Regions from separate parts of the Homo sapiens genome. Here regions 1 and 3 are each linked to region 2. Evidence: chromatin loops called from intact Hi-C (ENCODE). Cell type or tissue: IMR-90. All regions are shown on one strand.

Region 1 (8,000 bases), 340 kb before region 2:
GCTGCTCTTCCAAGAGGGAGACTGTACTTAGTTCTATGAGACAAACTAATAACCGAATGGATTCTCATGGAAATATGAAGCCAGAAGAAAGGGGGGAAGTGGGGCCAAATCCCCAAGGTGAAAAAGTGAGAAGTCTCAGCATTCAGCCAGTAGGGGTTGTTCCTGTCAACCCCTTTTATTGCTTCTGCCCCAGGATCAGTGAATTAGGAAGATGCCAGTGTGGAGACAAGCCAGCATGGAGCATGAGGGCTGGGCGTATGCTCCTAAGTAAGAAGTGGCCCGTCTTCCCTTCTGATTCTTCCTCCTGGTCCCCAGTGCCTGAGCCTTTGAGGCTATTCCCCTCCCAGACAGACATTGCTTTACTTCTGCCTTTGAATTGAAGCCCCATTCTTTTTGTAGTCCTCGTAGCCTCGATTTTAGGCTGATGGCTCCAGTAAGGGGTGGGGATGGGAGGTGTTGCAGGGGTTAGAAGGAAGGAAGGCTGTCTCTTCCATTATTCCCTATCATCTAGTGAGAATCTAATGGGAGGGGTGAGTTAGAATAGATGCCCATACAATAGGAGTCTGAGGGTGGTAGTCAGGGCAGGGACAGGGCACAGGGTAGAACCCTTGGAAGGAGTAAAGGGGCATATAGGGAAGGGGTTTAACGGCACAATTAGCTGAAGCTTGGCAAAGGAATAATGAGCTCTAACGAAGTAAGAGGAATTAGAATCAAAGCCCTGGTTCTGGGCAGGCTTCAGACTGTGGCTACAGCTAGAAAGCCTGAGTGATTGAATAGCACTGTGCTAATTACATTTTTTTCTTGTTTTCTTTCCTGTTCTCAACTCTCCTTTTCATCTTCTGCCATCTCTCTGCCCTAAACACCATTTTTCCTCTTTATTCCCCTTCTCTTCCTCCTTACCTCTGCTCTCACACATCCTTCGTCCCCTCTCACCAACCCTCTCCCATATTTCTCCCCCCTTCCTCCATGCCCTCCTGTTCTACTCCCTCCACCACCACCCTCCAAAGCTCTCTGGTGGATGTGAGCTGACAGTGGTCCTCCAGGACTTCAGTGCGGGCCACAGCAGTGAGCTGACCATCCAGGTGGGGCAGACGGTAGAGCTGCTGGAGCGGCCCAGCGAGCGGCCTGGTTGGTGTCTGGTCCGTACCACCGAACGGAGCCCGCCCTTGGAGGGTCTGGTCCCCAGCAGCGCCCTGTGCATCTCACACTCCCGAAGCAGCGTGGAGATGGACTGCTTCTTCCCCTTGGTGAAAGGTAGGAGAACAGAGCGGGTGGGAGGCACAGACCAAGGAGGCCATGAGCGCTGGCCTGACTCTAGCTGAAGACCACCATGGAAGTGACCTGTCTCACAGACCCATTTTTACCCTGTGGGGTTTCTTTGGGACCTGACTGTGAAGAGAATGGGTTGGGAACTTGGAGAGGAAGAGCTCCCGAGTAACTGTGTGTGACTTTGGGAAAGTCATTTAGCCTTCCTGAGTCAGTTTCATCTTGGAAATGAAGGTTGAATTAAGTAACCTCCAAGATCTCTTCCAGTTTTCCCATCATATCACACTACATTCGGGAAAGTCCTCTTCTACCTTTGGCCAAATATGGTTTAGACTCATCCTTTCTCCACTGACCCACTCCCGCTCCACAGCAACTTCTGGCTCTCTGACCCCCGACCAAGTACTCACATGCTGACCTGGAGACACCAGGCACACCCAGGGAGGAGCCACAGCTGAGTCAGATCTGATCCTTCCCTCAGCCCAGCCAGGCTTTGAGGTCCATGACTCCTTTATGTGCCTTCAACAGATAAAGTATTCTAGCCTTGGCTTTTATTGTATGTAAGCTCTGTGTTCCCTTCACATGCCTGTTTACTCACTTTTTCTCATGCCAGGGAGACTAAACTCCTCATGACAGTGTTTCTTTAGGGGTGGTCTCTGGATTAGTAATATCAGCATGCCCTGGGAACCTGTTAGAAATGCAGGTGCCAGCCTGGGCAACTTAGTGAGACCCTGTCTCTACAAAAATTTAAAAATGCAAGGCGGCACATACCTGTAGTCCCAGCTACTTGGGAGGCTGAGGCAGGAGAATCACTTGAACCCGAGAGGCTGAGGTTGCCATGAGGCTGCAGCAAGCCAAGATTGTGCCACTGCACTCCAGCCTGGGCAACAGAGCGAGACTCTGTCTCAAAAAAAAAAAAAAAAAAATTAAAAAAATTAGCTGGGCAAAATACAAAAATTAGCCGGGCATGGTGGCGCACGCCTGTAGTCCCAGCTACTCGGGAGGCTGAGGCAGGAGAATGGCGTGAACCCGGGAGGCGGAGCTTGCAGTGAGTCGAGATCGCGCCACCGCACTCCAGCCTGGGCGACAGAGCGAAACTCCGTCTCAAAAAAAAAAAAAAAAAAAAAAAAAAATTAGCTGGGCAAGGTGGTGTTCACTTGTAGTTCCAACTACTCAGGGCATGGTGAGGCAGGAGGATCACTTGAGCCCAGGAGTTTGAGGCTGCAGTGAGCTATGATTGCATCGCTGCGCTCCAACCTGGCTGACAGAGAAAGACCGCACCTCTAAAAATAAAAAATCAAAGTTAAAAGCCAGGTACAGTGGCTCACACCTGTAATCCCAACACTTTGGGAGGCTGGCTTGAGGCTAGGAGTTTGAGACCAGACTGGGCAACATAGTGAGACCCCCATCTCTACAAAACTAAAAAATTTTAGCCAGGCATGGTGGCACACACCCATAGTTCCAGCTACTCAGTGGGGGGCTGGGGCAGGAGGATCATTTGAGCCTGGGAAGACAAGATTACAGTAAACCATGCTTGCACCACTGCACTCCAGACTGGGTGACAGAGCAAGGTCCTGCCTCAAAAAGTGTTTTTAAATTTAATTTTAAAAAAGAAAGAAACGCAAATGATCAGAACCCCCACTCCTCCAGAGCCGGTGGGTCCCAACAGTCTGTATTTTAACAAGCCTTCCAGGTGGCTCTGATGCACATTTGAGTTTGAGATCCACTGACTTGTGAAGTCCAAGTGGCAGAGGCCTTGCAGCCAAGCATTTTACACTGAGGAAGCCAAAGCCAGGCCTTAGTTCTGGGCTTATTTTTGTAACTGGCCAGATAATCAGCAGCAGGCATGCCTTCTATGCAGACCTGTGCTAGATATTTCTAGGAGAGGAAGATGGGGACGAGGGTCAGCATGGAGACCTGCTGCAGGCTTCCTGATGGTTAACTGTGAACTCAGAACATATTTAAAACACTCCGGTGTCTGGAGTGCCATCTGGTCTACCTCCAAAGCCTGACTTCCTTTCCTCCACTAGATGGCAGCAGCAGGCTGAATTGTTTGTGCTGCATCCAGCCTTCCAGGGTTTTTTCCACCAGGAGAAAAATGTCAGCTAAGACCGACGTCCTAATTCTCCTCGTGCCCTCCACTCCCAATTTAATCATTGCCTGCTTTCCCCCCTGTCCTCTGAGGACTAAGGAGGGACTGTGTCAGGAAGTTGTGTGGGAATTTGAAATTGCAGGCACAAGAGGAAAATCAAGGAAACTCAGGAATCTGGTTCCGCTTGAAGTCTAGCCAAGAGGAGAAGAGGGTACACAGAAGGTAGATTGTGAGGGTAAAATGAGGTAATGGAGACAAAACACAGCAGTGCCTGGCATTCAATGCACTTTAGTTGTCATGATAAGTTTTTGCTATTATATCATTTGCCATAGATTATCCAGCAAAATAACTACACACTCCCACAAGTCCAGTTGAGAGACCCATCTGCAGAGACAAAATCAAGCACAGCAATTCATTTGCCGCAAAAGGCTAACGTTCCTTGGATCCCCAGGTGTGGGTCGTTTTCATCAGGAGGGACTCAGCTTCAAGGGAAGATGAGACTTCCTGACCTAGACCTGGCCTCCTAGCCTGAGGCTGGGTAAAATGTGCACTCCCTCCCTGCTGGGGCTGCCACATGTGCAACTTCGCAGGAGCAAACCCAAGGTGGAAAGCCAGAGAGCAGTGTCAGAGTCAATCTGTGATCCCGAAGTGGGAGGTGGAAGCATTCAGGGTAAGAATTGCACAGGACTGGGGGTTGTCTCGACTATAGGACAGATTAGTGGAGATTTAACTAAAAATAGGAGATGAAGACCAGGAATGGAAAATAGAGGCAAGAGACAAAGCTGGGAGGGAGGCTGTCATAGAACTTTCCAGCTAATTCTGCCAACCAGCATAGCTTCTTAAAGGTACCAGCAGTGCCTATCACCCATTTCTTTGGCTTTTTATTTCCAGGTTGGTTCCTGTTTCCCCAAGCTTAGGCCAATTATGCTGAGCTTTCAAATGGCATCCTGTGAGGTCTTACTATCTTCTCACCCATGTGAGCTCTGAATACAGAGGTCCCCGACTCCCAACAGTCAAGGACCTAAGTCGGCCAGGCGCAGTGGCTCACTCCTGTAATCCCAGCACTTTGGGAGGCTGAAGCAGGTGGATTGCTCAGGCTCAGGCGTTCGAGACCAGCCTGGGCAACATGGCGAAACCCTGTCTCTACAAAAAAAATTTAAAAATTAGCCAGGTGGGGTGGTGTGCACCTATATAGTCCCAGCTACTCAGGAGGCTGAGGTGGGAGGATCACCTGACCCTGGGAGGCTGAGGCTGCAGTGAGCCATGATCATACCACTGTGCTCCAGCCTGGGTTGCAGAGTGAAACCCTGTCTCAAAAAAAAAAAAAAAGGACCTAAGTCTGCATTCTCCATGGAGCACTCCTTATGCCCTTAACTAGACCCCATTTGAAAGTGTGTGCAGTTATGCACATAGCCCAGCCTCAAAACCCTTTCCCTGTCTCTCTGGGGTCTGCCCAGAGTGTTGGCCTTAGCTAAGACCCAATAAGCTATTCCTTCTCTTATTCCAGCTGGCTGCCTGCTTGGCAAACCGCCTTTTCTTCTCTCAGCAGTAATTTGTCTCCAGTGGGTGCTTTACCTTATAAGTTATGCACAACTAGATTGAGAATAAAATGTTCCTCTGGGGGTTGTGGAATAGGACAGAGTGGTCTCATCTGGTGTCAGGAGGTTGGAATCAATTCCTTTTTCAATTCCCATAAGAGAACTGGTCCTCTTAGCATTTGCAGAGAGCACCAAGTCAGCACTCTTGCAGGCTGTGTGAAGCAGGGACTATGTGTGAGGGCTAAGCACCTTGTGAGTGCTCAGGCCATGACTATCACCCCAGAAATGGGGACAAAAGAACCACAGGATGGTTCTTGATGATCCACTAGCACAGGGTTCCCAACGCTGGCTGCACATGAGAATCATCTGGGAGCTTTTCCAAATGACAATGCCCAGACCCCACCTAGAACAAATGGAATCAGAATCTCTGGATGGGGCCTGAGGGTCAGTATTTTTAAGTGTTCCATAGGTGAATCTAAGGTGCAGTCAGGGTTGAGAACCACTGCACTAGCCCGGTCTCCTCTCTTCCAAGAGAACACTCAGGCTCAGGAAAGCAAGGTGACCTCCCTGAAGCCACAGGGAGTCTGTGGCCAAGCTGGAGCAGACCAGGGCTCCCAGCACCTGTTGAGCTTCTGGGTAGTGCTAGGGCTCCTCTCTGCCCTTCCCTCCTCTGCCTTCTGTGGGAGCAGTGGTTGGTTATTTCCTCCTGATAAGTCTTGGTGTCATTCATGATGGGGTTGGTGAAAAAGAGTGGGGCTGTGTGTCAGAATTGGGGTGGGGCTGCCTTTCCTGCTACTTTACTGCCACTCTGACATCTTAGGGCTTCTCACTGGGATTGGGCCCTCCAGCCCTAGTCCTGCCTTTCCACAGGCCCCTCTCACTTTCACAGCAGCAGGTGGTGGAGGGCAGCACCTCCCAAGAGGCAAGCCTTTGTAGCAGTGGTTTCCAACTCTGGATGCACCTTAGAAACCACCTGGAGGAGGTTTCTAAAAATACTGATGCCTCATATCCACCCCAGAACAATTAATCCAGCTGCCAAGGACCTGGACATCAGTATATTTTTAAGTTCTTTTGTGAAAAAAATAAAAAGAAAAAAATTAGCCGGGCATAGTGGCATGCACCTGTAGTCCCAGCTATTCAGGAGGCTGAGATGGGAGGATTGCTTGAGCCTGAGGGTTCAGGGCTATAGTGAGCTGTGTTCACGCCACTGCACTCCAGCCTGGGCAAAAGAGTGAGACTCTATCTCAGGGGGAAAAAAAAAGAAGAAGAACAAACTTAGTGATTCTGATGTTCCCTTAGGGTTGAGAACCACTGCTTTGTGGACTCAGCACCCCCAGGGTGTCAAGCTTAGGAGATACTTAAAGATGTATTAGAAAGGTTGAGGGTTAATGTCCAGATTATATAAAGAACTCCTGCAACTCAACAACAACAACCAAAAACTAAATTTAAAAATGGACAAAGGACTTAAACAGAAATTTCTCCAAAGAAGATATACAAGTGACCAATAAGTACATGAAAAGATATTCAACATCACTAATTATTGCTAGGAAAATGATAATCAAAACAACAATAACATGTCACTGCAAAGGATGGCTATTGTTTAAAATGTGCACACACAGAAAATAACAAGTGTTATGAGGATGTGGAGAAATTGGAACCCTTGTACACTGCTGGTGGGAATGCAAAATGGTACAGCTGCCATGGAAAACAGTATGGGATTCCTCAAAAAAGTAAAAATAAGATTATCATATCATCTAGCAATCCAACATCTGAGTATATATCCAAAGGAATTGAAAGCAAGGACACAAGCAGAAATTTGTACACCCATGCTCATAGCAGCATTATTCACAATAGTCAAAAGGTGAAAGCAACCCCAGTGTCCAGCAACAGGTGAATTGAATATATACATACAATGGGATACTCTTCAGCCTTAGAAAGTTAGGAAATTCTAACACATGCCACAACATGAATGAACCTTGAGGACATTAGGATAAGTGAAACAAGCCAGACACAAAAGGACAAATACTATATGATTCCATTTAAATGAAATACCTTGAGTAGTCAACTTTTTAGATGTAGAAAGAATGATGATTGCCAGGGGCTGGAGGGAATGGGGAATTAGTGCCTGTTGGGTACAGAGTTTCAGTTTTGCAAGATGAAAAATGTTCTGGAGATGGATGGTGATGATGGTTGCATGACAATGTGAATGGACTTAATGCCACTGAACTGTACACTTAAAAATGGTGAGAATGGCTTTTAAAAAGTATTGGTCCTGGGTACTTCTGCCCCAGGCTCCAATAACCAGTCTAGGTTCTTCTGTACCTGGCTGTACAGGACACCTGTGTTCCTTTTCCTGTGCACTTTCTTCCCTGGCTGGGGCTGAGGGTCTGGAGAAGCTGTAAGGAAATACCTCTCTGCTTATGAAACCAAGTCCAAGGCTTCCCCCGTGAGCCTCAGAAGCAGATGCTCTAGAGGAGAGGGACAGTGGCCCATGGCACCCCTGGCTTGTTCATGAGGAGTCCTCTCCCTGAAGGCCTCCTGATGATTTCTGCTGTTACCACCTACTTGGCCTCAGGAACAGCTTCCCCATGCTGCAGAAGGTGGTGGAGAACCGTGGATAAAACTTGGGCTCTGAAGGCAATTACCATCAACAGCCTGAGAATGCCGGGCAAGTTTGATAATGTCGACTTGTGTTAAGTGTGTCACCAACTCACAAAAATACCTAACATTTATTGAGCTTTACCATGGGTCAGGTTCTGGGTTGCTTTATGCTAATAGCAATAATATTTTCCTCATCTTACAGATAAAGACACTGAGTCTTAAAAAGATTAGGTAATATGCTCAAAGTCACATAGCTGACAAGCAGTGGGCCTAAATTTGAACCCACGCCTGTCCATTTCCCAAGGTCTCACTTTACCACTGTGTTCTACACCCTCCCAAGTCTGAAAGCCTTTGAGACAGGCACTTTAGTTTATTCTCCCATCTGACTTGGCTTGTTAGCCAGTCTAGCTGAATCTAAGAGCATTAACCCCATTATAGTTACACATACCCACCTTCCCACTCTCCCTCTCACCTCTGGCCCCAAATGCCCCACTCTCTAGGAGGAG
Region 2 (8,000 bases):
GGATCACCTGAGCCCAGGAGTTCAAGACTAGCCTGGGAAACATGGTGAGACCTTGTCTCTACAAAAGAAAAAAGAAAAGCCAAAAAAAAAAAAAATTTAAAAAGAAAAAGGAGGCAGAGCACATATACCAGGTATATTTGAAAGATCAAAGTATACTGAAGTAGACCAGGAATCAGATTGCACAACTCACAAAGCCCTTCAGAGCCTGGCCCCTACTCCCACCCTCACAGACAGATACATTCTTATCTTTGCAGATTGTGTTTCTTCCTCCAAAGGCCCTATCCCTGATCTTTTCTGACTGGTAAACTCCTATTTGTCTTTTGATACCCCGCTCAAATGTTGCTTCCTTTGTGAAGCCTTCCAGAACTACTGTTGACAGAATGTTTTCCTCCATGTCCTTCTTTTTTGTTTGTTTTTGTTGTTATTGTTGTTTTGGAGGGAGAGGTGGGATCTCACTATGTTGCCCAGTCTGATCAACCTAGTATGTTGCCTGAGCTTCTGGGCTCTATTAATCCTCCCTGCTTGCCCTCCCAAAGTACTGGGATGACAGGTGTGAGCCACCACAGCTGGCTTCCTTCATGTTCTTAGAGAACTTGGTCCTTGCCTCCATTGGAAGAGTTGAGGTTGAAGTTATTTGCTTATGTAATTAATCTCTGACTTATTACTCAACTCCCTGAGAGTGGGCACTGAAAAAAGTGTCTGTTGGCTAGGCGTAGTGGCTCATGCCTGTAATCCCAGCACTTGGGAGGCCGAGGCAGGAGGGCTTGAGCTCAGGGATTCAAGACCAGCCTAGGCAACATAGCAAGACCCCATCTCTACAAAATAAAGAAAAATTTTTTTTTAAATGTTTGTGGAATGATGCATTTATCCAACAAGTATTTATTGAGTGTATACCATGTGACAAATACTGTTCCAGGGTTAGGGATAAATAATGGTGTTTATGCTGGGTCTCAAAGGATAAGGAAATTTTGTAAGGTGAAGGAAGGGAGAGAAACAGACTAGAGAGCTGTTCACAAAGTGCTATCTTCCTAGACAAGTAGCTCTTCTATATTCCCCCTGCCTCCCTTGGGGTGTTGGGTGCTGTTATGTGACAAGTTCTAAGCCAATATGATGTGGGGGGAAATGAGGTGCAGTAATACCAGACTTGATTCATAAAAAAATCTCTCTTGCAAAATCCTCTATATTCTTTGGCTTTCTACTGGATTGATGCAGAGCAGTAATGACCTTGAAAACAAAACAGGAAGGACCTGAATCACCACTTTATGGGGGTAGGGGTAGGGGGCTTATCAGGAAGACACATGAGCAATAATAGATGTGGCTTGATTAGAATATTCAGGTGAGGTCCATTGTCCAAATATCTATTTGTATTGATGCTTTGAGGTCTTTTTTTTTTTTTAACTTGAGACTGTGGATAACAGCAGCAAAAAATGATTAGTTAAAAATGACAGATACTCTATTATGGAATGAGACTTATGTACCATTTAGAGGATATCGTGTAAGTTAATTCTCTTCATTAAGAAAATGACAGCCGGGCGCGGTGGCTCACGCCTGTAATCCCAGCACTTTGGGAGGCCGAGGCAGGCGGATCACGACGTCAGGAGATCGAGACCATCCTGGCTAACACAGTGAAACCCCATCTCTACCAAAAATACAAAAAAAATAGCCAGGCGTGGTGGCAGGCACCTGTAGTCCCAGCTACTCGGGAGGCTGAGGCAGGAGAATGGCGTGAACCCGGGAGGCAGAGTTTGCAGTGAGCCAAGATTGTGCAACTGCACTCCAGCCTAGGCGACACAGCGAGACTCCGTCTCAAAAAAAAAAAAAAAAAAAAAAAAAAAGAAAATGACAGCACTTTGGGAGGTTGAAGCAGGAGGATCACTTGAAGCCAGGAGTTTGAGACCAGCCTGGTCAACACAGCAAAACCGCAAAACCCCATGTCTTAAAAAAAAAAAAAAAAAAAAGGCCGGGCGCACTGGCTCACACCTGTAATCCCAGTACTTTGGGAGGCCGAGGCAGGCGGATCACCTGAGGTCAGGAGTTCAAGACCAGCCTGACTAACGTGGTGAAACCCTGTCTCTACTAAAAATACAAAAATTAGCCAGAGAAGTGGCAAATGCCTGTAATCCCAGCTACTTGGGAGGCTGAGGCAGGAGAATCACTTGAACCAGGGAGGCGGAGGTTGCAGTGAGCCTAGATTGCGCCATTGCATTCCAGCCTGGGTGATAAGAGTGAGACTCTGTCTCAAAAAAAAAAGAAAAGAAAAAAAAGAAAAGAAGAAAAAAGAAAGAAAGAAAATGGTAAAGACCCCTTACTCAGGGCTGGCTAAGAGATGCTTTCAAATCTTAGCCCTGATTCTATTTATTTGTTTTCATATTCCAGGACACGCTTTGCTCTAGGATGCCATGCCACTTCATTGAAATAGGGACTTAATTTTTACATTCAATAAATTTTGTTGAGGGCTTTTTACATAGCAAAGAAATAAAACAGAGGATTTTCCCTCAGGAAGTTCAGGTGCAGCAAAGGGGCTGGCTGTCCAGTGGGGATTCATTTTTGACTTGGACCCAGTCAGGAGGCTATTGTTTCCACCAAAAGGAAAGAAGCCTCCAAGATTCCTCCCATCACTGCATAAGGGCAGGACACCACAGCTGATTAGAGAATGGAGAGCCTTCACACAAGATAGAAAAGCTGGAGGGTTCCCAAACAAAGAGGAAGTCATATCTGGGGTAATAAATGAGAAGCAGGCCAGGCATGGTGGCTCACACCTGGAATCCAAGCACTTTGGGAGGCCAAGGTGGGAGGATCACTTGAGCCCAGGGATCATAGCCAGCCTGGGCAGCATAGTGAGACTTCATCGCTCCAAAATATTTTAAAAATTAGCTGGGTGTGGTGGCATTCACCTGTGGTCCCACCACTCAGGAGGCTGAAGTGGGAGGGTTGCTTGAGCCCAGGAGGTCAGGGCTGCAGTGAGCCATGATCATGCCACTGCACTCCAGCCTCGCCAGCATAGCAAGACCCTGTCTCAAAAAAAAAAAAAAAAAAAAAAAAAAAAAAGCAGCAGCAGGCATGTTGCAGGTAGTTTTAGATGAGTTACTTTACTGGAGAGAATATGAGAATACTTTATGAAATTTGAACAATGACATAAGTAAAGAAAGAGTTTTGCACTTTTGGTAATAAAGGCCATTAACCTGAGAGCTCCAGGACGATGAAGCCTGTGTTTCATCCACCACTCTATTTGCATCTGGCACCAGGTCCTGGTAAATACAGGACACTCTCAGCTTCAAATATATGTCACATTGTTCCTACTGACTATTGAAATATATTACCTCTGTTAATACTTTAACATTAAATGACAGAGAGGTAGGCAATGGAGTCGGACTGCCTGGCTCAAATCCTGGCTGTGTCACTTCCTAGATATGTGACTGCAGACTAGTTACTTGCCTCTATTTCCCCTACTATTGAACAGGCATGAAAACAGTACCTACTTCATAATTATCGTGAGAATTAAAGGGGTTAATATGTGTGAGGCACAAGAATTGTGCCTGGCATATAGGGAGTGCTTCATAATATATGAAATATTATTGTTGTTGTTGATTTTCAAACTGGCTCTCTCACCTGGAAGTAGCAGAGAATTTCCTTATTGGCCCACATGTCGTGATTGTGGGCTCAGGAAAAATGTTACCAGGCCTGCAGAAATTATGAGGCCTTTGATGGTTTGCCCCAGGCTTCTGTCTTTGAATAAAAGCACCACATTTCATAGCCCTGAGACTGAGAAGAACACCCCCATATGTTTTCCAGGGCTCTCCCCAACCTAATCTCCAACCTTGCTTTTTGCACTGTGGATTGTCAATTAATGGCAAACTGGAGTTCTCGGAGAACCCTCAGGGAAAACCCAGACAGATCTTGCTCACCTCACCTCCCACGGGTGGCATTTTGTTTTTTATTTAACTGAAGAATTTTTCAATGAAAATGGATTTATCTCCTTTTTAATTTTGTACAATCACCGCTAAATAAAACATTGATTTCTCTGAACAATTGTACCAAACTTTATGCACCATTAATATGACATTAACATTGCTTATGGTTATGTATTATAAGAGCAATAAAGAGGACAATATATGATCTCTAATGATTCAGTAAAAATGATGCAAATATCTCAACAAGAGCAAACAGCGTAACATTCATTTCTCCCTAGCACAAGAACAAGGAATAAAGAGACCAACCAAGGAAAAGTCCAAGGAGAAATTTAGAAATGGTGCATTAAAAGTTAATGGTTTTAAGGTCAGGTGCGGTGGCTCACACCTGTAATCCCAGCACTTTGCGAGGCCAAAGCGGTAGGATGACTTGAGGTCAGGGGTTCAAGACCAGCTTGGCCAACATGGTGAAACCCTGTCTCTACTAAAAATACAAAATTAGTCGGGCATGGTGGTGCTCACCTGTAATCCCAGCTATTCGGGAGGCTGAGGCAGGAGAATCGCTTGATCCCAGGAGGCAGAGGTTGTAGTGAGTCGAGATCTCGCCACTGCACTCCAGCCTGGGCGACAGGGTGAGACTCTGTCTCGATAAAAAGAAATAATAAAATGAAAGTTAATGATTTCAAAAAAGCCTTTTAAAAGCTCCGCCCCGCCGGAAGTTGAGTTTTCTGCAAGCCATAGGAGACAGCGCCACCTACCGGCCCCGAGATTTGCCCAGCCGCAGAAAGGGGCGGAAGGCCAGGGTAGGTTTGGGGGCAAAATGGCACAAAAGAGTTCAGCCTCAAACGGTTTTGGTGTTGATGCAATCTGGATGCCTGGTCACCTTCTCCATAGAGAGACTTGGAGCTTACTGGGGCTTCTTGTCCACAATGTGACTCTTGGCTTCTAGACTCTTGGAGGAAGGAATGGGAAATGATGTGATGTGACCTCGAGTTGGACCATTAGCCAACGCAGTGACCTGAAACAGTGGTTCTCAAACTCCACCGCACATTAGAAGCACCTGGGAGCGCAGGGCGTGGCGGGTGGCTCCTGGAATCCCAGCTACTCAGGAGGCTGAGCGGGGAAAATGGCTTGAGGCCGGAGTTAGAGCCTGCCATGAGCCATGATCGTGCCACTGCACTCCAGCCTGGGTGACAGAGGGAGACTCTGTCAAAAACAAAAACAAAACAAAACAAAACAAAAAAACGTGCAGGTGAGAGTTTAAATACTCCTGAGACTCAGGTCTGCCCTAGACTGATGTGCTCTGGAATGGGACCCAGGCATCAGTAACTTTTATACCTCCTCAGGGGATCCCAATGTGAAGCTAAGACCTGCCGCTGTCAGGGCAGCGGGCCATTCCTGTTGTTTCACCCAAAGCCAACCTCAGAGGACCTTCGGTCTAATGCGACAAGCCAGCAGTGTGACATGTGCGTTTTCTCGTCCTGTCTTAGGGCTGTGCCTAGAAGGTGCCGCCCTCAAGGTTGGAGACAGCTCTGCATAATAGTTCACTCCCCACTTAAAAAATAAAAATAAAAAAACCCAGCTTTGTGAAGGTATAATTGACATACACCAAAGTGTACATTTATAAAGTGTACAATTGGACAATGTTTGACATGTGTATACTTGTGAAACCAGTGCCACAATCAAGATAATGATCATATTCTTCAAGGTTGAGCTGCAAGAGTCCTGTTTTACACTCCCATTTCACAATTATTTAATACTTGTTCTATGCCAGGCATTGTGCTGGGTTAGAAGGAACCATGGATACAACCACTTCTCTGGGGGAACTGGTTACAGGACCAGTTGGGACATGAAGGAGGCAACTCTACTTGAGAGTACTGGGGTAGCCAGAGGAGAAAATGGTTTAGTTGATCTAGACAGATGGAGGTATTTATCAGGTGCTGTGGTCTAAATGTTTAGGTACCCTCAAGATTCATGTATTAAATCCTAAAGCCTGATATGATGCTATTAGGAGGTGGGACCTTTGGGAAGTTATTAGTTAATGAGGGTGGAGCCCTCATGGATGGGATTAATGTCCTTATAAAAGAGACCCCAGGCCAGGCGCAGTGGCTCACACCTGTAATCCCAGCACTTTGGGAGGCTGAGGCGGGTGGATCACAAGGTCAGGAGATAGAGACCATCCTGGCTAACATGGTGAAACCTCGTCTCTACTAAATATACAAAAAATTAGCCGGGCGTGATGGCTGCAGTAGTAGTCCCAGCTACTTGGGAGGCTGAGGCAGGAGAATTGCTTGAACCCAAGAGGCAGAGGTTGCAGTAAGCCAAGATCGCACCACTGTATTCCAGCCTGGGTGACAGAGCAAGACTCCATCAAAAAAACAAAACAAACAAAAAAAAAAACCCAGAGAGATCTCTTGCTCCTTCCAACATGCGAGGTTACAGTGAAAAGATGGCCATCTATGAGGAACTGGGTCCTCACCAGACACCAAATTGGCTGACACCTTGATCTTGGACTTCCCAGCCTCCAGAACTGTGAGAAATAACTTATGTTGTTTGTAAGCCACTCAGTCTGTGGTAGTTTGTAATACAGCTCAAACAGATTAAGACATTAGGTAGTTGAAGGAAACGGGCATTCCAAAATGGGAAAGCATGAGCATGAGGAAAAGCAAGAGGGAAAGCATGAGCAAAGGAATGGAGGCATGAAGAGATGATATGTTGGCTGGGCACGATGGCTCATGTCTGTAATCTCAGCACTTTGGGAGGCCAAGGCAGGTGGATTGCTTGAGCTCATGAATTCGAGACCAGCCTGGTGACATGGCAAAACCTCGTCTCTACAAAAACACAGAAATTAGCCAGGTGTGGTGGCAAGTGCCTGTAGTCCCAGCTACTCAGGAGGCTGAGGTGGGAGGATGGTTTAAGCCTGGGAGGCAGTTTGCAATGAGCCAAGATCACACCACTGCACTCCAGGCTGGGCAACAGAGCCAGACCTTGTCTCAAAAAAATAAAATAAAATAATAATAATAATAATAAATTAAAGAGGTGGTATGTTTAGGAAACAGCAGGTATGGCCAAAGTGGTAGTGCATCGTGGGGAGGGTCATGAGGCAAAGCCAGCACAATCAGCGGCAGTAACTGGATGTCTAGGAGTGCCATGCCACCAGGAGTCTGACTTTATTCTATGAGCTCTATTTCTCAGTGGATGACCCCTGAAAGCTTAAGCAAGGGAGTGTCACAATCAGATATGCATCGTAGAAAGTTCACTCTGACAGCCCTCCAAAGTGGCAGAACAATTAGTAAGAGAACCTTTGCAAAGTTACCAGCAAGCAGAAACAAATGAATTATAGGTCATATTGCACAATAATCAAAAAGAACTTTTTGAATCCAAATGCAAAAGCCATTTTCATAAACATTATACATATATATCTTTAGGAGATTATTTTTAGTCAAACAATAGCAATGCAAGTCTTTGAAGAATGGCCCAGGAAGCCCAGAATTAGTATGGCTCAGGACCTTTGAGAAGTGACAGGAGTTGGCATGCTCTGGTCCAAAGGGGGATCAGGAAGGGGGAAAGGCCTCTTTAGAAATAGCCTTCTACTAGTACTGAATCCAGAATCATATTTAAATACAAAGGGGGTAATATGCAGGTCAGAAATAGAGTCTGTGATGACAAAATACAGTGGCCAGCCAATTTTAAGTTCTGCCTGCAATAACTCTGCTGCTGTTAACTGATTGGTTTATGGCTAATGTCTTCAGTGTGGGCATTAATAGCTCATAAGAGTATGTTTCTTATATGTGATTCACCATTTAGCCATGAGAATACAAGAATAAACATAAGTGGTATCAGTGAGGATTTTTTGACTGCAAATAACAGGAAAAAACTACTCAAACTGGCCTTGTAGCAGAGGAAATTCCAGAGGCTTCAGGTATGGTTTGATCAAGGTGCCAGGTCCATTTCTCTCTGGTTCTCTCAGTTCTTCTCCTCTGTGTGTGTCAGCTTTGTCCCCAGCAAAACAGAAGCAGTTCAAGACTTCACACCCTCAAGCCCACTTTCCAGAAGAAGAAAGTTTCTCTTTCTCCAAACTTCCTACCAAAG
Region 3 (8,000 bases), 110 kb before region 2:
GCTGACCAGAAGACTTAGTTAAGAGACGTAGGTATAGAATCACTTGGCACACTGATGGACTTGTTTGTTTGCTGGTCTGCCTCATCTCATTAGCCTACAAACCCACACGCAATCAAAGCCTCTGTTTTATGTTTCTGTGCCCCACACCTAGCATGGTGTCAGGCGTGTAGAAGATGCTCAGAACATGCTGTCCTTTGGTTGTGGTTGACAATATCACCAGGACAAACCTCAAACCCTGGGGGAAGACATCCAATGCTGGACATAAGAAAAGGAACAGAAGTATTATTGATACCTGAAGAACTTAAATGTGATTCTTGAGATATTTCAGATTCTTAACAAATGTCCAAGAAACCCAGAGACTTCAGAGTAACATGAGAAAAAGACAATTAAGAATTCTCTTTTCTCTGGAAGAACATGGTTGTGGTCACACTGAAATCGCAGCCTTGCATCTCCCACTTTTCTTGCACATTGTTTGGGTTTCTCCAGCAAAAAGCTCTTTAGAGATACAAACAATGACACATCTTTAGTCTCAGGGACAGCTGCTCCTCTGTCCGCGGCATATTGTTAACAAACCAGCCCCATCAGTCAGCTGATGGTGTTTCCCAACAGGCAATGCCCTGACAAGCCCCTCACCCTTTGTCCTTCATCGGCTGGACTACATGGGGCATTCTGTATCTGAGTAGCAAAATACCACTGCTATAAAAAAAAATAAGGTGATATTGCTTTAAGCCAAGGTTCTCCAAACCTCAGCATTAACTTTCTGAGATGATGGTACTGGCTAGAAATCTAAGACTCCATTGTAAAAAGCAACAGAACCGTCTCAAAGGCTATCTTTGCCTTTCTGGTCTTAGCCACCTGATTTCTCAATGCTGATGCCAGCTGGGTGCAGTGGCTTATGCCTGTAATCCCAGCAGTTTGGGAGGCTGAGGTGGGAGGATCCCTTGAGTTGTAGACCAGCCTGGGCAAAACAGTGAGACCCCATCTCTACGAAAAAATTAAAAATTAGCCAGGCATGGTGGCACATGCCTGTAGTCCCAGCTACTTGGAAGGCTGAGGTGGGAGGATAGCTTGAGCCCAGGAGTTCAAGCCTGCAATGAGCTGTGATTCACACGCCAGTCTAGGAGAGACAGTGAGACCCTATCTCAAACAACAACAACAACAAACAAAATCAATGCCGATGCCCAGCTGCCATGTCACAGGGAGATTAAGGCAGTGGAGGGAAGATGGACAAATCCTGTGTTCTTTAATGAATTCACCTTTCCAGTTTCAAAGAAGTCTAAAACCAGCTGAGTGAAATCAACCATAGTCCTCTTCTAGGACCCTGAGAATGCTGATTCAGAAAGAAAAACAGAAGGCTGTAGCCAAAAGAAACAGAGGTACTTCAGGTCAACACCTTAGGTTTGGCTTAACCTGCCCAATCCGCCTGGCAGGCACTTCTGGGGAAATGCCAATCACATCTGGAAAGTGTGAACTCGCCACCCTCTTGGTCACCGCAACAGGATGCGAGGGTTACTATTTTCAAACTGGAAACTGTCATGGTGTTGTGGTTGGTTAACAGTTCCCATATTCCACCCCAGGCTGGCCACTGTTCAGAGACTAGCTGCCTTCTCAAAGGACGGAGGTGGTTTGGAATGTCCCATGTGTAGGCCACACTGAAGCCTGGCTGCCGGGACCCCAGTCAAGCCATGAGGCGGCAGGGAAGCAGCTGCTCAGCAGAAGAGCAGCCCCCTAGGGTTAGGGGAGGTAGACGTTGTTTGGGTCAAGACTTTTGGCCCAAAATTTCAGTGGGGAGTGTGGCCTACATGCCAGTCTTCTCAGCCGTAGCCTCCCACAAGGGCAGGGTGAGTGACAGCACACCAATCTCCTGGCACAGTAATAACAAGTAAATGAGATCATTCACGTCAAGGGCGTTTTATAAATTAGAAGAGACTAACAAAGGTGCACTTGTGTCCGGGCGCGGTGGCTCACGCCTATAATCCCAGCACTTTGGGAGGCCAAGGTGGGCAGATCACGAGGTCAGGAGTTCGAGACCAGTCTGGCCAACATAGTGAAACTCTGTCTCTACTAAAAATACACAAAAAATTAGCCAGGTGTGGTGGCAGGCGCCTGTAATCCCAGCTACTCAGGTGGCTGATGCAGGAGAATTGCGTGAACCCGGGAGGCAGAGGTTGCAGTGAGCCAAGATCGTGCCACTGCACTCCAGCCTGGGGAACAGAACGAGACTCCATCTCAAAAAAAAAAAAAAAACCCCAAAAAAACAAAGGTGCACTTGTAGGTTCAGCATCACCAATAACAACAGCCAGATACCCACTGAATACTAAGAAGAGCTCTATGTCTTTCATCAAATTATAGTCACGAAACGATGAGTACCTCAGGCAGTTGCTTGGTCCATGTGTATCCTCCAGGCCTGGTTCACTGTGTCTGACATATCCTTATGTAACCTAGAGAAACTCACTTAGGAAAACGGGCTAAATATTTCCTAAAATTTTGACAGAGATAAAGAACGCTTATAAGGTAGGACTTGGAAAATGTAGGCTAAGTGCCAGGGTGGTGGGAAGGGTCTTAAGTTAACCAAAAAAAGTAAATTTAGGTAGAAATGAGCTAATTGTTTACCTGCAAAAGGCAGTGCAAGGTTCTCCCTGTCTGACTCTATAATCAAAAATCACAAGGAGCCCTAGTTCAGATTCTGGGCTTCAATTTTCCCCAATGTAAATAGTCGAAGCAGGCAATGCACTGTAGACACACCGTGTGTGACAGGCTCTGCTAGGAAAGGCATGAGATGCAAAAAAATCCTCCCAGTTAGGGCTTGCTCATGATGAGTGCAAAACACTAACAAACGAGCCTGTTTGTTTCCAAGGAAATGATCTCAATATAGTGAAAAGGCCATTAAAACAGATTCTCAGCTGGGTGCAGTGGCTCACATCTGTAATCCCAACACTTTGGAAGGCTGAGAAGGGAGGATTGCTTGAGCCCAGGAGTTTGAGGCTGCAGTAGGCTACTGAGTGTACCACTGCACTCCAGCCTAGTCAACAGGGCAAGACCCTGTCTCTTAAAAAAAAAAAAAAGATTCTCCTTGTGTTACTATAGTTTTGCCTGTTGCTAAAGGCCAACTTCATGACGTCAAATAACATACCAACCTGGGTTGCATATTTCTTTAGCTTAGGGACATCTGGACTCACCTGATAGACTTTGGGAGTGGTGGCTATGGGGTGGAGTGACAGCAGGTTCCCTCCTCTGGGTCAGAGAACAACAGTCAGAGCCCAGGAGGGAGCCCTGGAAAGAGGAAGGAAACCTTTGAGCAGATCAGACTTGGAGCAACTTCCAGACTCAAGGGAGCTTTTGGATCTGGGTGGAGCTCTTAGGTCAGTGTTCTGAGCATGACAGACACTCACCCCAAAGATCAACATAGCTCCATCCAGACCTGCCCCACCTCACCAGAGGCACTGAGCAGCAGAAGCCTGTAAATAACCAACTATGTTGAAGTATCTAAAACCAAGACCAAACTCAAAGTGTCAGCTCAACCCCTAAGAAATGGAACAAAAGAATCCTTAAGAATAACCATTTCAGCCACCAGAGGTCTCTCACAGTTTTAAATTTAAACATGGAAAAGTTTCCAGCATGTTATCCTATAATATCAAAAGGCTAATACCACGCACACCTCAAGCCTACATGACTAAGATCTTATCTTTGGCATTCTTAGGTCTTCCTAGTACTTTCCTTTGCTTTTTAAATGTCATTATTTCCTTCACAAGCCAAACCTCGTGACCTTAAGCACCAGGCCTGAAGTTCAAAGGCACACACAGAATCCTCGCCACGGGGTTCTGTTGGCAAACTTCTCTTCCTAAGTAGAGGGAGTGGGACGGTGAGGGGAGGCCCAACGCTTAGATTTTCAGAATCACAGGTGAATTGTTGCTTAAGATGTTTCTGGACACAGGATCTGAGCGGTAAGCAAAAGCAGTGAAAAAGCTCCATTTACTGAGCTAAGCTCAGAGCACCGAGAAGGCAGGTTCTCAAAATGCTTCCCAACACTCTGTTTTTTGTCTTTCAAGATCTCAAAGAAGTCTTAATGGTAAAGGTAGAAGCATAAGATGATTCATGTTCCCATTCCTTATTTCCAGAAAGTTTCAAGAAAGAAGTGGAAAATTCCAGGGGCAATAAAAATTTAGAAATTAATTCAAGACTGAAACTCCAGCTGTATATCCCTGGCAGCCAGTACAACACTTGGCTTATGAAGAACGCTCAATGAACTTTTGTTGAATGAGATGAATGCAGCAACCTGCCTAACACAAAATGACCTTCAATGAGAGATTGTTGTTTCTATATTTGTAGCTGCATTGTCTCAGATCAGATACTTACTAAGCTCTGGTTTTTCCAAAGCTCTGGTTTCTCCAACCACAAGCTGCAAGAGGCTGGCTGACTCCAGAGATGAGCAGCCCAGCTGGCTCATGTGACTAGTTTAAAAGATGTATTATTTCATTATAGGATCACAAGCCCTACAATTTGGTACCTTTTTGCTTTTCAAGTGAACTTGAGTAGTGGCTAGAAACAGATAGCTCTTTTTTTTTTTTTTTTGAGATAGGGTCTTGCTCTGTTGCCCAGGCTGGAGTGCAGTGGCATGATCTCTGCTCACTGCAACCTCCACCTTCTGGGCTCCAGTGGTCCTCCTACCTCAGCCTCCCAAGTAGCTGGGACCACAGGCACACGCCACCATGCCTGGATAATTTTTTGTAGAGACGGGGCCTTGCTATGTTACCCAGGCTGGTTTTGAACTCCTGAGCTCAAGCAATCCACCCACCACCTTGGCCTCCCAAAGTGCTAGGGTTACAGGTGTGAGCCACTGCACCCAGCCCCGGGGGAGAAAAATATACTCAGTGCCCCTGGTGGTAGGGCCCCTGCAAGGAGCTTTATAGACACTGTCCTGTTGGTTCCTCACAACTCCCTTCTGGGGTAGGAAATTCCAGAGCCATTTCCTTTCCATTATATAAGGAGGCCTCTAAAGGCTTTTGCAGTATTCCTGGCAGGGGACAAGGAGAAACATCTCTGTGCTGGTTACTGCCATGGTTTCTGGCAGCTCTGCCTGTGTTATCATTGCCTAAGGAACATGCATTGTCCTTAGCCACCCTGTACGTGGTAGCCTGCAGAAGTATTACTACCACTCACAGGTGTCTCATTCCTTATGATGAGTTACTGAAGAATCCTGTAACAAATTCTGTTCTCAGAGCCACCTGTTCCAAAATGGAACCGGACTCTCCTGGCCCTCACTGTCATGTACATATTTAGGATTTCTATGATACCAGGTAAGGGAAATTGCTACACTGGTTTCTGAAGCTCTGCCTGGGGGCTTCCTTTGGGAGAGAGGGGTCCTTCCTGTGGAAGATATATTTTGCATCCTTGTATTTGCTAGAAGCATCTGGGTGAACATCAAACTGAGCAGAGATTAATGTATGTGAAAAAACCCGAAGAATTTCTAGGTGCTCCTACCAGAAGCACACAGTGGTGGTGATCCTGCCAAGAGGTCCCTTTCCTGGAGATTAAATATGTCCAGCCTAGGTTCATTCAAAAGGTACTTTTAGCTCAGACCTGTAATCCTAGCACTTTGGGATGCTGAGGTGGGAGGATCCCTTGAGCCCAGGAGTTCAAGACCAGCCTGGGAAACATAGGGAGACCCTGTCTCTATTGTAAAACAAACAAAAGGTACTTTTGGAGACCTCTGTCATGGAAGTCACCTTCAAGACAGTACTGTAACAAGCCATTTGTGAAATATGCCAATTGCAATGACAGAGATACAGCAGCAACCTGAGCCCCAAGGACGGCTGCCAGGCTACTGATTCTGAGTGTGAAAATTACATTACTAAAGAAAACAATATAAATATGGTGAGAAACACTTTTAAAACTGTATCTGGATAACTGTTGCCATGGCAGGTGTTTTGTTTGACAAGAGTCAAGAAGCCTAGGATGTGGCCTTAATCTCAGGAGTGGCTTTAACTAGACAGGGTTATCAGAACTGCCTTTAACTAGACAGGGTTAACAGAACCGCCTCTGACTAGACAGGGTTATCAGAACCGCCTCTGACTAGACAGGGTTATCAGAACCGCCTCTGACTAGACAGGGTTATCAGAACCGCCTCTGACTAGACAGGGTTATCAGAACCGCCTCTGACTAGACAGGGTTATCAGAACCGCCTCTGACTAGACAGGGTTATCAGAACCGCCTCTGACTAGACAGGGTTATCAGAACCGCCTCTGACTAGACAGGGTTATCAGAACCGCCTCTGACTAGACAGGGTTATCAGAACCGCCTCTGACTAGACAGGGTTATCAGAACCGCCTCTGACTAGACAGGGTTATCAGAACCGCCTCTGACTAGACAGGGTTATCAGAACCGCCTCTGACTAGACAGGGTTATCAGAACCGCCTCTGACTAGACAGGGTTATCAGAACCGCCTCTGACTAGACAGGGTTATCAGAACCGCCTCTGACTAGACAGGGTTATCAGAACCGCCTCTGACTAGACAGGGTTATCAGAACCGCCTCTGACTAGACAGGGTTATCAGAACCGCCTCTGACTAGACAGGGTTATCAGAACCGCCTCTGACTAGACAGGGTTATCAGAACCGCCTCTGACTAGACAGGGTTATCAGAACCGCCTCTGACTAGACAGGGTTATCAGAACCGCCTCTGACTAGACAGGGTTATCAGAACCGCCTCTGACTAGACAGGGTTAACAGAACCGCCTCTGACTAGACAGGGTTATCAGAACCGCCTCTGACTAGACAGGGTTATCAGAACCGCCTCTGACTAGACAGGGTTATCAGAACCGCCTCTGACTAGACAGGGTTATCAGAACCGCCTCTGACTAGACAGGGTTATCAGAACCGCCTCTGACTAGACAGGGTTAACAGAACCGCCTCTGACTAGACAGGGTTATCAGAACCGCCTCTGACTAGACAGGGTTATCAGAACCGCCTCTGACTAGACAGGGTTATCAGAACCGCCTCTGACTAGACAGGGTTATCAGAACCGCCTCTGACTAGACAGGGTTATCAGAACCGCCTTTGACTAGACAGGGTTATCAGAACCGCCTTTGACTAGACAGGGTTATCAGAACCGCCTTTGACTAGACAGGGTTATCAGAACCGCCTTTGACTAGACAGGGTTATCAGAACCGCCTTTGACTAGACATGGTTAACAGAACTGCCTTTGACTAGACAGGGTTAACAGAATTGCCTTTAACTAGACAGGGTTATCAGAACTTTGCTAAATCGGCCGGGAACTGTTAGCCCAGACCCAGAACCCATGCTTGGATGCTGGCCCTGGCCTGCTAGGAATGATGCTACTAGTACCATGCTTCTTCTTGTTCTTTTTTTTTTTGTTTGGGAGAGAACGGAGGATGCCCCTTGACTTCTAATTGCCTGCCACATAGTAATAAAAGATTCTTGCTCAAACTTTGGGTAAAATAAAGGTGAGACGTATACATGAGACCTTACTCAGAGGTGCTTTTGAGATCTTACAGCCACGAGACCAAAAGGGCTGTGTTCAAAATTCTATATCCTATTTGATTTAAATTTCCTCATTATGTGGAATCCAAGAATGAGGCTGACCATTAGCAAAGGATTCAATGTACTCCAGTGCAGTCATTTTAAGTGTAGAGAAGGTTGAAAGCATCTGGGTTGAAACTGACCTCAGCAATGTACCACAAGGGAGTAGCTCAAATCCCAGAAAATGCACCGTTTGGACACAGAAACTAACAAAGAAACTCAAAGTTTGAGCAAGAATCTTTTATTACATGAAAAACAACTGAACAGAACATGTCCTGCTTCTCATATTCTATGGGTCAATACTTTACAAGACTCAAAAGAAAAGAAATCCTCATGATGGCCCCAGGAAGCTCCCCTCGCACACACAGAAACAGTCTGTGGACAGAACCATTCTCTAAGTCAAGCTGCCTCTAGAAACCGCAGAGAGACACAAGAGCCCCAAGCTCACACACATTCCCATGAC

What was found. Hi-C counts contacts between places; a loop is a spot of excess contacts. Peaks named below come from ENCODE experiments on the same cell type or tissue, not always from the same donor. Only the 100,000 strongest peaks of a DNase experiment are listed, where the experiment ranks them.
Region 1: a loop joins it to region 2, with 17 times the contacts of the local background. A loop is called at or near these places in 46 of 110 quality-filtered maps.
Region 3: a loop joins it to region 2, with 7 times the contacts of the local background. A loop is called at or near these places in 32 of 110 quality-filtered maps.

The regions. Positions count from the first base shown.
Region 1 is chr3:124,561,836-124,569,835 of GRCh38, forward strand. It overlaps KALRN (kalirin RhoGEF kinase), which reads left to right. Exons shown (of 60, transcript NM_001388419.1): 34 at 1,008-1,254. The region is part of intron 2 of LOC105374076 (a long non-coding RNA gene); the gene reads right to left. Among named protein-coding and RNA genes, the nearest start is that of UMPS, 160 kb to the right of the region's middle. RefSeq lists an enhancer at 3,107-3,401 and a silencer at 3,107-3,401. In IMR-90, a CTCF peak has its summit at 3,293 (motif pointing right); a DNase peak (open chromatin) is centred at 3,296; H3K27me3 peaks cover 2,599 bases.
Region 2 is chr3:124,896,836-124,904,835 of GRCh38, forward strand. It overlaps a transcript of ITGB5 not described here. Among named protein-coding and RNA genes, the nearest start is that of ITGB5, 13 kb to the left of the region's middle. In IMR-90, a CTCF peak has its summit at 4,664 (motif pointing left); a DNase peak (open chromatin) is centred at 4,636; H3K27ac peaks cover 148 bases.
Region 3 is chr3:124,783,354-124,791,353 of GRCh38, forward strand. The region is part of intron 10 of ITGB5 (integrin subunit beta 5); the gene reads right to left. It overlaps LOC124909422 (a long non-coding RNA gene), which reads right to left. Exons shown (of 2, transcript XR_007096043.1): 2 at 7,763-8,000. Among named protein-coding and RNA genes, the nearest start is that of MIR544B, 55 kb to the left of the region's middle. RefSeq lists enhancers at 1,641-1,880, 7,741-8,000. In IMR-90, a CTCF peak has its summit at 3,582 (motif pointing right); DNase peaks (open chromatin) are centred at 538, 3,608 and 4,388.